Regions from separate parts of the Mus musculus genome. Here region 2 is linked to region 1. A link is a loop called in an ENCODE intact Hi-C map of the cell type or tissue named here. Cell type or tissue: heart. All regions are shown on one strand. Each heading gives the region's core, and the rest is flanking DNA. Links, peaks and the distances in the headings are about the cores only.

Region 1 (8,105 bases), core at 3,150-5,649:
CAGAGGCAGAAGGGTTAAGGGTCCTAGAACAGGCTAGGTGCACAGAGAAAACAAAAGAATAATAACAAAAACAATAGATGTTTGAATAAAGCCTTTGATTAGTCTTTAGCCCTAGGGGAGTACCTTGGACAGCTCCAGCCACGCTCACCTCAGGAAGGCAAGCATGTGTTCCTTGATTTACTTAGCATTCCCGGGGCCAGATTCGAGTAGTGACCAAGCTACACTGTGAATGAGTCCTCTGGACAGAGTTTAGACACTTTCGCTAGAAAATCTGTTAGTAGACAGTGGCTTTGAGCCCTGTCTCTATACCAAGTTCTCTGTGCTTCTCCTCCTCCCGTTTCTCATGTAGCACTTTCCTGACTATTCTCACAGACTCTCCTGATTTCTTTTGTAGCTCTTTGGCTTTATCAACTTCTTCCTGTGGGCTGGAAACTGTTGGTTTGTGTTCAAAGAGACCCCGTGGCACGGACAAGGCCAGGACCAGGGCCAGGGCCCCAGCCAGGAGAGTGCAGCGGAGCAGGGGGCAGTGGAGAAGCAGTAAGCAGCCTTCATCTGCCTACTCCCCAACTGGACGGCACCTTGTCAGCTCCTCCAGCTTCTACAGGACCTCCTCCTCTTCCTCTTCCTCCTGCTCCTCCTCTCCCTCCTCCTCCAACTCCCTTCCCCCATCATTCTGGACTTTGAGATTTGAGAGAATGGATGGGTGGGCATCAGCTGTTGGTAACCTGGGCAGACCTCCACTGGCTTCCTATCCCTCATCCTGCTGGGGCAGCAAACGGCAGGATCTCAGTGCTTCTTGTCTGCTGCCTGGACTGAAGCATCTTACTTGGGGAAGCTGACTGGCAACCTTGCCCTGAGTTCTGTGTGGAGGGCCCACCAGTGATTTTGTGGCATCCCTCAATAACTGGCATCTAATCTGTATCCTATCTCTAGCCCTCCCAGAGCCCAGTGTGCTCCCACCATGTGTGAAGCAGGGAGACCCATTATCCTATCAGAGGTCCCTCTAAGGGTCCACATGAGACCCGGACCCAATGGGAGCAGAGAGAGTTGCAAGTACATTGCAGCACCAAGGAAGAAAGTGAGGAAAGTTGCTGGCAGAATAAGTTTTCTGTTCCCTCAGCCCTTCCTTTCCCTCAGCTGGAACACTTTCGGTAGCACCCTATACACCACTTACTCATGAAACCCCTTACTCCCTTCTCCTTCTCGGCCTTGGTTTTGTGGGCTTTGGGAGGGCCTGAAGGACCATCGTGACATGAGATGCCCAGGAGTCCCGGGACAAGGATACATGGGCCCACCTGTCCCTTACCGTCTGTTCATTTTCTCAAGCCAGCACCTTTTCTAGTTCTTTCAAACCTTTCTGTCCCATCTTTACAAAGAGGGTTATCTGTCCTTGTCTCTCGCCTCCATGCAGTAGCCAGGCCCCATCCTTCCCCAGTCCTGGGCAGCCCGATGCTATTGGTGCTTCTTCATTTCGGGACCCAGATCCATATTTGTCTTTGGTGTGTCTCCTCTCCCTGATTCCTCCTGTCATCCCTCTTTGGGCCCGAAGGCCAGAGGGTACCAACTGGGCAAATGCCATCTGCCTTTTACCCAGATCAAAACCCCTTGATCTACCCTGGCAGTAGGGTTGCTTAGGGAAAGATGATAAAGAAGGAAGAAACCAGCCGTTTCCCAATTTAGTGGCAATTGTCCCACTTAGCACCCCAAAGATGAATGTACCTTGTGCCAACCTGTCCTCATGACATGATCGACCCTCTCCAACCCCCTTGCCTTCCTCAATGCTACCCACATCAAGATGTATTTCTTGGGGGCCCAGGGCTCAGAATCCTTAACTTTGGGCTGTTCATTTCTTCTTTGGGTTACAATTCCCCCACCCTTCAGAGGAAGTAGGATATTTACACACTTTCAGATGCTCCCGAGCCATTCAGTAAAATAATTTGGAATTTTTGTTTTCTGCTTAAGATTTTAGGGAAAAGATTTAAGGAGGGGAAAATTTGATGAGGGTGAGAATGATCCTAAATCTGAAACTCTCTATCCTAAGTTGTCCCCATGGTTACTTAAGGACAAGGGAGACAGTTTTGCCTCCAGCTCCAGAGGTACAAAGAACAAAAGAGTGACCATTTTTCTTCAAACAAGTCCCTGTGGGGATCTGGGAGCAGCTTCGACTCAAACTGTGTTTGGATTCTGCGTCTATATTTATAATTTATTTGAACTGTGACGGATAAAGTGTTCTCATTTGGGGCCCAAGTTAGCAACTGGCCCATCAACTACTTTAGAGTAGGAGTTATCCACTCCCACCGAGCATTCGTACTCCAGGGCTCGCTCTAGGGTTGAAAAGGCTCTTCCTGGCAAGAGTCTGGCTATGGCCAAGAGAGTCTTGATTTAGGCTATGGTCTTTCCATGGCCGCCGGAAGAGGAAAGACCAGTTCACCTCATTACCTCCAGGGGGCTGGGCAGCAGTAAGTGCCAAGGGCAGCTCTGTCCTCATGAGACTCGTGTCCTCTCCAACCAGGGCTGGCACCACCACTTTGCCTAGTCAGGCCTGAAGCGGGAGAGGTGTCTGGTTTCTCTAGCTATTGCAGGAGGCCAACAAGCAGGGAACTTGCCCTTTGCCCTGGTAGACTTTACCATGTGGAGACGCCTATCCAGGACCTTTCTTAGACATGAGTCCCCTTCAACATCCTGACCATGGGCCTCCTATTTCTGGGATTGCAGATCGAGGATGTGGGGAGAATGTTGCATGTTGTTCTGTGGTGCTTGTTACTACACATTTGAATAAACAGTGCTGCGAACATTTGCCAAGAAGAAGCCAAGACCAGAGGACTTCTGGGGATTTTTTTCCCCTTCTCCTTTTCCCTCGCTCTATGTTCTTGGACAAATTTCAGCATTTCTACCAAGACACTCCTCTCCTTGCAACTCTGAACCCCAGGCAACAGAGTCTGCTGGCTAGGCAATTGCTTCTGGCAAGCCCCAGTCTAGTGACATCGACTCTTTTGGCGGCACCCAATTACTCCAAAGAAACCAAGACTCATTAGCAAACTTGGACCAAACTCAAAAGGCAAAAGACAGTGGCTTCCACAATGCTGCCTCCGTTTGCTCTCCTACCATCTGTGACCCAAAGGACAAATCGAGGGCCATATGCTTCCCTCTTCTCACTGTAGTGTTCACGCTGCACAAACTCACACCTATCCATCTCCTCAGACAGTCACATGTCACATTTACATTCTCTAGAAAAATGTACTTGGGCACAGTTTTACATTTAGTCTCATCAGGTTTCTGGGCCTCTTAGGGACCACCTCTGGGTGGGTCTTAGGTTTAGAACTTCTGCCCTCAGATGTTATTCTTTATGTAGTTAAACTGCTCTTATATGGGAGGCAGAAAGTCACAGACCTTGACTTAATTGCTCCCAAACTTGGCTTCATTTTAGGCAAAGGGATGCAATATGGCGTGATGGGTGAGGTAGTCAAAGAAAAAGAGGATTAATATTTAATTTCCAATGAGAATGGGGACGGAGATGAAGGTAGATTTTTGTCTCTTCTGTGAGGGTGGGAAGAAATATTATCAGCTGAGAAGGTGGGTGATTAAGGTACTTTCTGGACCTTAGCAGAAAAAAAGAAAGAAAGAAAGAAAGAAAGAAAGAAAGAAAGAAAGAAAGAAAGAAAAGAAAAGATAGATATGAGAAACCTCCCTATGCCAAGGCTTCAATAGCAGCTTTTCCAGCGGTGAAAAGATTCACTAGAAAAAGAAGCCAAAATGATGAATGGAGTCAGGGTCCAGCCAGGATTTGGGAAGAGGCGGTGCAGGTTATCGATTGTAGTTCCCAGGAGGAGAGAGACGATCAGCAGAGACACTGCAAACACCAGCAGCCTTGGGGCTACCCTAGTTCTGGGGCTGGTTCTGGATCGGCGATAGCCTTCTGTCATACTGACAGGTGATCTTAGCAAGCTCAGCCAGGTCCTCCCAAACCTAAGACACAGTACTCCAAACCTCCGTTCTGCATCAAGGCAGCGTGCGTTTCCCATAGAGGAACAGCACAGGAGCTGTGGCCCTCCCCCACCCCAAGCCCTGTGTCCTTCAGCACGTCCTGCACACTCCCTCCCCTTGCCCTTCTGATTCACTGCGCCCACCTCCTTGCACCTACCCTATTCGATCTACAGGGGTGCAGAGGCGCTTCGTGGCCGCCAGCCCAGGAAGGGGCGCCAGCCAGCTGGCGGATGCACGGCTTTAGAAGAGTATCTTGGGCAGAAAGAGGTTTGGGGCTCGGGTATGCGCAGTAAGTTTGGGAGAGTGAACTAGTGGCACAAAGGACGTGTACGGAGGGGTTGAAAGAGGATATCCCGAGGCTTTGATCTCTCCTTCCCCGCGTGCGATTGTGCATTTCGGAAGGGATCCCTCGGCTAGCTCCGTAAGCATCGCCACCCCTCCGCAACTACACTTCCCAGAAAGCTGTGTTGAGAGTGAGGTAGTGGCAGGAGGCACGAGCTGCGCTTGCGCAGAGAGTGAACTGGCAAGGTAGGGGGAGAGGGAGGCGTGCCCCCGGTCGGAGGGTGGGGGGAGGGGGCCGCGCGGCGGCGGCGCCAGGGCGGGCGCGCGTCCGCGGCGGTGATGGCGGTGCGTGAACGCGCGGTGGCAGCAATGGCCGCTCTGGAGCGGCGAGTGCCGAGTCTCGATGACTTCGCGGGACAGAGCTGGAGCTCGTGGGTGGAGCGGGCCGACCTGCCTGCGGCAGACGGTGAGTACAGACACATTAGAATCCGGGGACCCCATCACTATCTCCCCTCCCCCCCAGGGCCCCCTCCAGCTGAGGGGAGCCGCCGACTAGAGCCGCCGTCCGGCTCCCCGGCCCCCCAAACAAAGGACCCGCCGGGTCCTAGTGCCCGCCTGCTCAGACACCTTCGCGCCTCCGGGTCCTAGCGCCGGCGTATCGCTCGCAGCCCACCCTGCCCACCTCTGTCTCTGCGGGTGTACAGTACCTGCCCCCCACTTTACTTGCCTTTATCTTTCTTCTCGTGAGCCGTCCTCCAGCTTTTTTCGGTTCTGCACCTGCTCCGGCTCTACCCATCTGCAACAGTCCTCTCCACGTGTTTCCCACGCACCCCACTTCTGTGCCCCCCTCCCCACCCACTTGATTCTTCGCCTTTTGCCCCGCACCTTAGCTTCTTTCAACGTCTCCCTGTCTGCTCAGTTTTCCCGAACCCCCGCCCCCTCTGCTTTAGTTCATCCATCCTCCATCCATCCATCCATCCATCCTCCCGACCTCCCTCTATCAGTCCATCCATACATGACTCCAAGCCTCCATCCTTTCCTGGGCCTCTTGTCCTGCCCCTTGGCTCTCTTCCTTGACCCCTATTTTCTGTAGGCCCTTGAGTGTCTTTGGTGAGCAGGCCTGCAGCCCCTTCTGATCTTTGTCTCCTGGGCCCCAGGGAGCACCTGGCCTCGTGGCCTTTCGGGGTGACAACAAGCATCACACCCCTGAAGAAGTTTGCAAGTGAGAAGAGGTGGAGGAGGAGATCTCATGGAGCGGTCTCTAATGCCACTTGTTCTCTTTTGAGACCTCTGACTTACAGCTCTGTTCTGTCATTCCCCACACTTGAATTTAAGGGACTTAAAAGAGTGGGAGCTGCCCCTTATCTTTTGCATGCCTAACCCACTACCACTTACATCTGGGTATTATGATTGCCAATAATCTTCTCATCCTAGAAAGGGGCCACTCTGTTAGTGAGCATTAGAGAGTCATCCTAGATGGGCATACAGGCCACCCTTGGACTGCCCCCATGCTGAGTGGGCTAAGATGGGGCCCTCGCTGGGTCTAGGTGCACTGAGAACTGGAAATGGACTCAGATTTGGTGACTCAGAATTGATCCCCCCACCCCCACCCCAAGGGACAGGGAGGGGGCTTAGAGGAGGGGGGCGAGGAGTGAGGTAGGGGGATGGGGAAAGAGCTGCTTTGCACAGCTAAGATGTTTTTGTCATTAACCCAGAAACTGAGGTACAAGGGCAACCCCTGGACAAAGCCCCCCTAAGAAGGGGAGGGGCTTGCGTAGCTGATCAAGGAGACTTTGAAGATGCCAAAGGGTCCAAAGACAACAGTTTTTCTACTCTATGGCCATCCTATCAGTGCAGGACCTGAGAAGCTGAGTGTAACTTTGATGATACTATGGTAACTTGGGTGGAGCAAAATGAGTTTATGGGGGTGGGGATCTGGGAGGGCATTTGTCTGGGATGCCACAGAGTAGAAGAAAGGACCCATGCGAGCAGTCTCAAAAGGGACCTGTAGAAAAATTTTAGAACCATTTCCCTTTTAAATGGGGGAAGCAAGGCCCAGAAAAGAGACATTTACCCATAGTGGCCCATCTAGTCAGCCGTGGAACTAACTCTGTACTGTACCCGGGAGTGAAGGGTCACTGTGATCCTTAATGGGGTCATCATAGGCATTTGTGAGTGACCCGTGGAAAGTGTCTTCAGGAATTCTGAGTGCTTGTCTGGGAATGTGGGCTTCATACCATTGGGCTGCAGGCCCTGCTGGGTTCTGGGACTCGGGTGGGCATCCTCAACTGTGCTTCTCCTCCAGGGGCTGAACTAGAGGAGAACAGCAAAAACACGAAGAAACTTGACGCCATGACCCTCATTAAAGAAGGTGGGAGTCCTGCACAGAGGCTGGGTGTCGGGAACGTGGACCAAGCTTTCCCTCTCCCACTGGAGGAAGGAGCTTGAAGCAGCAGCGGGACTGCTGGGGGAAGAAACCTCCTTTTGATAAGTCTGAGTCAGTCAGTTGTCCTGGCCCCTGGGACCTGCTGGTGGTGATCCTAATCACGTGTGGTTGGTGCCCACATACAGGAAAGCCCATACACTTTGGGTCTGGTCAGATGGACTGGGGAGGCTGGGAGCGTCCAGCAGAACTATCAGTTGGAAGGCTGAGCGTCTTCTAAGTGGTGGCGTTGAGAGTGTTCCTTGAGCTAGGGAAATCCGGAGAATTTGACCCGAGTGATAAAGGGTTCTGTCGTTGCAGACATGTCCATCTTCGGGCACTGCCCTGCCCATGATGACTTCTATTTGGTTGTATGTAACCACTGCAGCCAGGTGGTGAAGCCCCAAGCCTTCCAGAAGCATTGCGGTGAGGGGCACCCTAGGGAGGCGATAAGGGGGCGGGCGGGTGGGTGGGATGGTGGAACATGGACCTCTTAGGACATTGTCAGTCTGGAGGTCATATGGGCTAAAGGAAGATGGTGCTGGGGACAGCTTGAGTGTTGGAGGTGTCGGGATTATTGTTGGAACAAGCTTCTAGCATCAAGTGAAGTTAAGAGGCTCAAGAAGCGTGGTCTAGAATTTTGACTCTTGAAAGGCTCAATCTTAAATGGGAAGGAGAGACACTCACAACCCAAGCGCTAGGGATTGGCGGGCTGGTTAGGAGAGGGGGAAGGAGGCACTCAATACCGCTCACCTCAGTTACTCTCTCCACCTCCTGGTGACAGAAAGAAGACATGGGCCCCTCAGCAAGCTTTATGCCCGGGCCCCACCCCCACCTCCAGCCCCTGCCAGCTCTCAAAAATGCCATGTAGTGAATGGGCAGGGCCCAGCTTGTAGAGCCCCAGGTTCCACCAAAACCTCCTCCAGGGAGAAGGGCCAGGGGTCCCGGAGCCGTGGCCATCAGCCTCCTGAGAAGACCCAGAAGGACAGCCTCTGGTAAGAAGAAGCTGGAAACCCCTAAAAGTAGCCCTGACCCTGACCCAAGAAAGGGTTGACACTTAGCCCTGCTTGCAGGATACTGCTCACAGCCAAGAAATAGCTAACCCCATCTGCAGCTCCTTCCCATATATTCCAGGGAACATGGGCTCCCCCTTTTTTTCCACGCCTCTCTTGGAGTTCACCCAAGCTCCAGAGCTAGGGAGGAGATGGCTCTGGGCTAGAGTCCAGACCCCAGTCCCAGCCTCCCCACCTCCCAGCCCATACCCTCTCTCCACGTGTAGCCTTTTCGTGCCTGTGGTGAATCTGGAGAAGATATCCAGTCTCCCGAAACCTGATGCACATGGAGTCAGGGTGGCCCCACCCTCTGCTCTCCTCAGTCAGCCAGGAGGCCTCCCCAAGGACTCCCCTGGAAAAGTCCC
Region 2 (5,303 bases), core at 2,804-5,303, 230 kb before region 1:
TAAGGGTTGTGAGCCACAGGCTGAGAGCAACAGTCTTGAGTCATCTCTACACTTGGGGGATGGAGGTCAGAAGATCAAGAGTTTAAGGTCATCGTCAGCTGCACAATGATTTTGAGGCGCTATCCTCAAAACACACACACACAAAAATAAAAAACCAAATAGTTTGACTGGGGAGCACTGGCCTAATTCCACACAGTTGAATGAGGAGCACCAGTGGCTGGCCTAATCCCATACAGTTGTCTCTGGCTCTGTCACTTTAAATTGTTTTTTCCTCTCCTGAGTTTCTTTTGAAGTTACCTTGGGTTCCAGGAATCACAGAAATGATTGATAAATATCTTTATGAACAAATGACCCAAACTGCTTCCAAGCAGCCGCAGAAATCTACAGAAGAAACCCCTAGCCCCACCGGTGCGGGTGATTATCCTCAACGATAAGGCTGCCGCATCGTAGCATCAGAACCGGACTGTTCTGGGCAAATGAGAACAGCCATCGCAACCTCTCTATGGTTCCTGGTAGAACCAGATCGAGATGATGACCAATCGAGCTCTGGTCATAACCAGGACTACCTGTTCCATCTCTGTCCCCTAAACAGACCCCAAACCTTCCTTTCTGTCCCCTTTCTTGCCCTACCTCTCTCCTTTCCAGTGCTGGAATCTGAACCAGGGCTTTGAGTATGCAAGGCAAGGATTCTATAGATGAGTTAAGTCCCTGATTCTGTTAGTCTTGGAGACAGACTTGAGAGTCACTGGCCCCATTTCTCTGTTTTCCCCAAAGTGATCGTGTTGGTGAAAAGCCTCCATCCTTTGTCCTTTGTGACTACTGTCTCTTTGGTGTGCTGAGTGGGTGGCTAGTCTCTCGGGACATTTGAAGCCTTGACTTAGTAACATGAGCACACTCGGGGACATGCCTGTTCCTAAAGTGACTTTCTGAGTACTGACAGGCTTCCTGTGCAGCCCTACCTCCAGGCCACAAAGCCATTGCTTTGGGCAGTAACTGTGCTCTCCTTACTCATCCAAGGTAACGCATCTTCCTGCCTTTGAATTTGTGGGTTTGGGCTCTGTACTTACCAAGCTGTGAACTCGTTGCATTTGGCTACAGGGTCACAGTCTCAGGCTAGCTTTAGAACATAGTGAGACTTGAGAAAGTAAGGAAGGGATGGAAGGAATGAGGGAGGGAGAGAGAAGGGAGGAATAAAGGAAGGGAAGGAGGACGAGAAAAGCAAGAGAAGGAAAAGAGGTGGCTGGTTTCCTTCAGCACTAAAATCCTGATCTTTAGCTGACAAACAGACTGGGCTGTTCTGTTACTTGTTATGCTTCCAGGTAGCACCAGATTTTAATTGTATTACGTTTTTATTTATGTTATACTTGTTGGGGGTGTATGTGCAACATGGGAGTCAGTTCTTTCCTTCCAATTTCTGGAGCCCAGGGATTGAATGCGAGACTTTAAGGTTCCAGTCAAGCACCTTTCCCTGGTGCGTCATCTCACCAGCTAGCCTTAGCACAAGCATTTTTAAAGACAGGTAGCTATTTATTTATTTACTTATTTATTTATATTTTTCTTAAAAGACTATCTAGAATTACTTAGAAAGACTTATTTTTAATTAATTGATTTGTTAATTAACTTTGGTTTTCTTTTTTTTTAAAGATTGATTGATTGATTGATTTAATGTATGTGAGTACACTGTCCTCAGACACACCAGAAGAAGGTATCAGATCCTATTACAGATGGCTGTGAGCCACCATGTGGTTGCTGGGAATTGAACTCAGGACCTTTTGGAAGAGCAGTCAGTGCTCTTAACTGTGGGAAGCCACATGTGCCGTTGCAGAGTGGCACTGACTACTGCTGGCCACCACGCATAAGTTTGGACAAACAACCAATGTGTACATATGCAGTAAAGTTTTTTGCAAAGACACTGCCTGGCCCGGGCATGATAATGAGGCTTTGAGAGTATAACCAATCAGATGTGAGACATGCAAATGAGGAATAATAATGAGGCTCTGTGAGGTACAGAGAGAGAGAGTAGCCAATCAGATGAGGAACATGCAAATGAGGCTTAGTGCATAACCAATTCGGGTGTGAGACACGCCTCTCCTAGGCCTATATAAGCAGCACCAGTTCTGGGCTCCGGGTCTCTTAGCCTCTGCAATCAAGCTCTCCCAATAAACGTGTGCAGAAGGATCCTGTTGCAGCGTTGTTCTTGCTGGTCGAGTCTGGCGCGCAAGACTTAACCTCTGAGCCACCTCTCCAGATCCTTAACTTTTGGTTTTTCAAGACAGGGTTTCTCTGTGTAACCTTGGCTGACTTCGAACTTGCTCTGTAGACCAGGTTGGCCTCAAACTCATAGAGATCTGCCTATCTCTGCCTCCCCAGTACTGGGATTAAATTAGTAAGCCATCACTGCCCAGTAAATAATTTATTTTTATTTCATATGCACTGGTGGGGTTTGTCTGCATGCACGTCTGTTTGAGGGTGCCAGATCCACCGGAACTGGAGTAACACAGAGTTGTGAGCTGCCACCTGGGTGCTGGGAATTGAACCTTGGTCCTCTAAAAGAGAAGCCATCGGTCTTATCTGCTGAGCCATCTCTCCAGCCCAAAGAGAGGTATTTATAAACAATAATAAAACTAATAGAAAAAAAAAACCCTGGAGTTTGTTTTGTTTGTTTTTGAGAGGCCAGAATTTCAAAGTGATTTCTGGAATTACACTATAAAGGACTGATGCACTCCTTAGGCCCCACCTCTCAAAGCACCTGCCATTGTTTTCATACCTTAGATTACACGGATCTTACCCTCTCAGGGGTTCAGTGACCCCCAACACTTTGATGACAGTCTTCAAGTATTTTCTGCAAAGACTGCAGCTCTCTATCCTTAACATTTATTATTATAACTTCTCTTGGCTGCTTTCCATTTTCCAGCCGTCCGATTGCTAGATACTCAGGAAAGTGTTCTTTTTAGGAGAAGACACAGGAAGGGGAGAGCAGGTTTGTGGGTTCCGTGTTAGTTAATGTTTTCTACTGTGTGAGAGCAGTAGGTTTTTGGTTTGGTTGTATGTGTGTTTGGTTTTTGAGACAGATTCTCACTACACAGCTCTGGCTGGCTTGGAGTTCGGTATTTAGAACAGGCTGGCCTTGACTTTACAGAGCTCTCTACCTCCGATGTGATATAAAAGGCACCTACTACTAAGCCTGACTAGGTTTGGGTTTTTTGGAGACATGCTGGCCCTGAACTCATGCACCCGCTGCTCCCACTCACAAGGGATGCACATGGACATGCACTACCACATCTGGCCAAGAGAGGTAATTTCAAATGAGGTCTTCTCACTTTAAGAGTAACAGGTGTGTGTAGGTTGGGCTTGGTGGCACACCCCTTTGATACCAGAGACTCCCCAGGAAGAGGCAGGCATCTCTGTCTGAAGCCAGCCTGGTCTACATAGTGAGCTCCAGGACAGCCAGGCCTATAGATTCTATCTCAACAAACAAAACAAACAAACAGACAAAAAGAATAACTTGAACGTGTTGATAGAATAGCCTGGCAATGCTCAAATTACATAAACATAGAATAGTTTCAATCGTAAATATAAGCTACAACTTCTTGCAAAGGTCTATTGGATTTGGGTGAGGGATATGTGAGAAGAGAGGTGTGCTCATCTCATGGACTGTCTTCTGACACCCAACCCTTCTTCCCCTGGTTTTCAACACAAAACTGTAGCCAAAGCTGCAGGAGACCGGGAGGGGACAAGCTCAGATTATCCTGCCTCCTAGCCTCCCTCCAGTGTCTCTGTTTATTAAGTCCATCAGGGTCTCTAACCTTGTCCTTTTATCTCAGGGGGGCTTGGCAAAGGTTTGTTGCGGGAGGAAGGGGGTAGGGCTAGTATAAAAAGAAAAATAAAGGATGAAATGGCACACATCTTTAATCCCAACATTTTGTTTGAGGCTGGCCAGGTTTACATAGTTGCTAGTCAGAGCTACACTGTGAGACCCTGTATCAAAACAAAAAGCCCCAGGGCTCGAGAATCTTGAGGGTAGGTAACTGGGTGTGTGCTCTGTAATCAAGATAGAGGAAAACTGGCATCTGCAAAGTGCATTGTCTTCCAAGTCAGCTTCGGTCCACACCGAGATACTCCCTTCAACCAGAGGAACCTGAGGCATTCACGATTTCAGTGGGGGGCGATCAGAAGGCCTTTCAGTAAGGAGTTCAGCAGAGAAACAACCCGCATAAGGCTACCACGCCCTTTTCACTTCTCACCACTCCCTCTGGACCCTGCCTAACACTGCGGCTTCCGGCGAGCTAGGCGCCGCCCCCTCCCGGGCTGCCGGGTGCCTGCGCAGTGAGACCAGGTCAGCGCGCAGGCGCAGTGCATCGTCCACCCGCCGCTTACAGTCCTCTCTTAGTGTTAACTGGTGAGGTAGAAGGATGGTGCTGGACCTGGATTTGTTTCGGGTGGATAAAGGAGGGGACCCAGCCCTCATTCGAGAGACGCAGGAGAAGCGCTTCAAGGACCCGGGGCTGGTGGACCAGCTGGTGAAAGCAGACAGTGAGTGGCGACGATGTAAGTACCAGGAGCTCGCAGTATCCCTTGAATCCCTCATGGCTTCAGAGGTCACAGCTTACAGCTTTTGTCAGATGCTCCCGCGACTGGCCGGCTCTACCGGCTTGTCCGTAGAACAAGCTGGGAACCGGGCTTGTCCCCCTCTCCCTGCAGCTCCCGCGGCCTGGGTCCCTCCCCGCGCGTGCTCTATGCTGACTGCCGCCAGTGCTTTAGGAAGGAGCTGCACGCACGCACGCGCAGGGAGAGCTGTCAGGCCCTTGCGTAGCTACAGCAAGCCAGAGCTGGAGTTTTACTTGGGGGGCGGGCTGGGAATTAATTTTCTATACATTTTGGTCATTCTCAGTGTTTTATTCGTCTTTAGCAAACCCAGCGTAGTCCTCCGGGTTTTGCAGGGATCAAAGGCTGCTCTCTCAGACTGAGTGACTTCTGCAGCACCCTAGGATTACTCCACCCCAGTCGAACCATCTGGGGACTTTGGAGGCTACTCTTGACTAAATGCAGTGACCCTGAAATTTGGGGTGGCCACTTCTCCAACCCTGAAGGCATACCTTTAAGAATCAGGCTTTTCCGTGCTAGATCAGATAGGACGGAGGGGTGCTGTAAGGCAAGAAAAAGCTTGTAATTACTGAGGATGGTTGTGATTTGTGGTAGTTTTCTGGAAAAGACGTTGGCAGCGTAGAAGTGACCCATCGTCATTCAGGAAATTAAAAGAAGCTCTAGAATCCTCTGCCTCCCAAGTGATCACCTGGCAGACC

The links. Hi-C counts contacts between places; a loop is a spot of excess contacts. Peaks named below come from ENCODE experiments on the same cell type or tissue, not always from the same donor. Only the 100,000 strongest peaks of a DNase experiment are listed, where the experiment ranks them.
Region 2: a loop joins it to region 1, with 4 times the contacts of the local background. A loop is called at or near these places in 1 of 42 quality-filtered maps.

Annotation. Positions count from the first base shown.
Region 1 is chr3:108,206,972-108,215,076 of GRCm38, reverse strand. It overlaps Atxn7l2 (ataxin 7-like 2), which reads left to right and starts at 4,550. Exons shown (of 11, transcript NM_001289545.1): 1 at 4,550-4,732; 2 at 6,572-6,637; 3 at 7,010-7,114; 4 at 7,473-7,683; 5 at 7,968-8,105. The coding sequence starts at 4,606. It overlaps Sypl2 (synaptophysin-like 2), which reads left to right. Exons shown (of 6, transcript NM_008596.1): 6 at 395-2,811. The coding sequence ends at 541. In heart, for the core only: CTCF peaks have their summits at 3,986 and 4,185; DNase peaks (open chromatin) are centred at 4,526 and 4,746; H3K4me3 peaks cover 2,045 bases; H3K27ac peaks cover 2,195 bases.
Region 2 is chr3:108,444,242-108,449,544 of GRCm38, reverse strand. Sars (seryl-aminoacyl-tRNA synthetase) reads left to right here and starts at 4,286. Exons shown (of 11, transcript NM_001204979.1): 1 at 4,286-4,548. The coding sequence starts at 4,413. In heart, for the core only: CTCF peaks have their summits at 3,300 and 4,304 (motif pointing left); DNase peaks (open chromatin) are centred at 4,294 and 4,734; H3K4me3 peaks cover 1,654 bases; H3K27ac peaks cover 1,610 bases.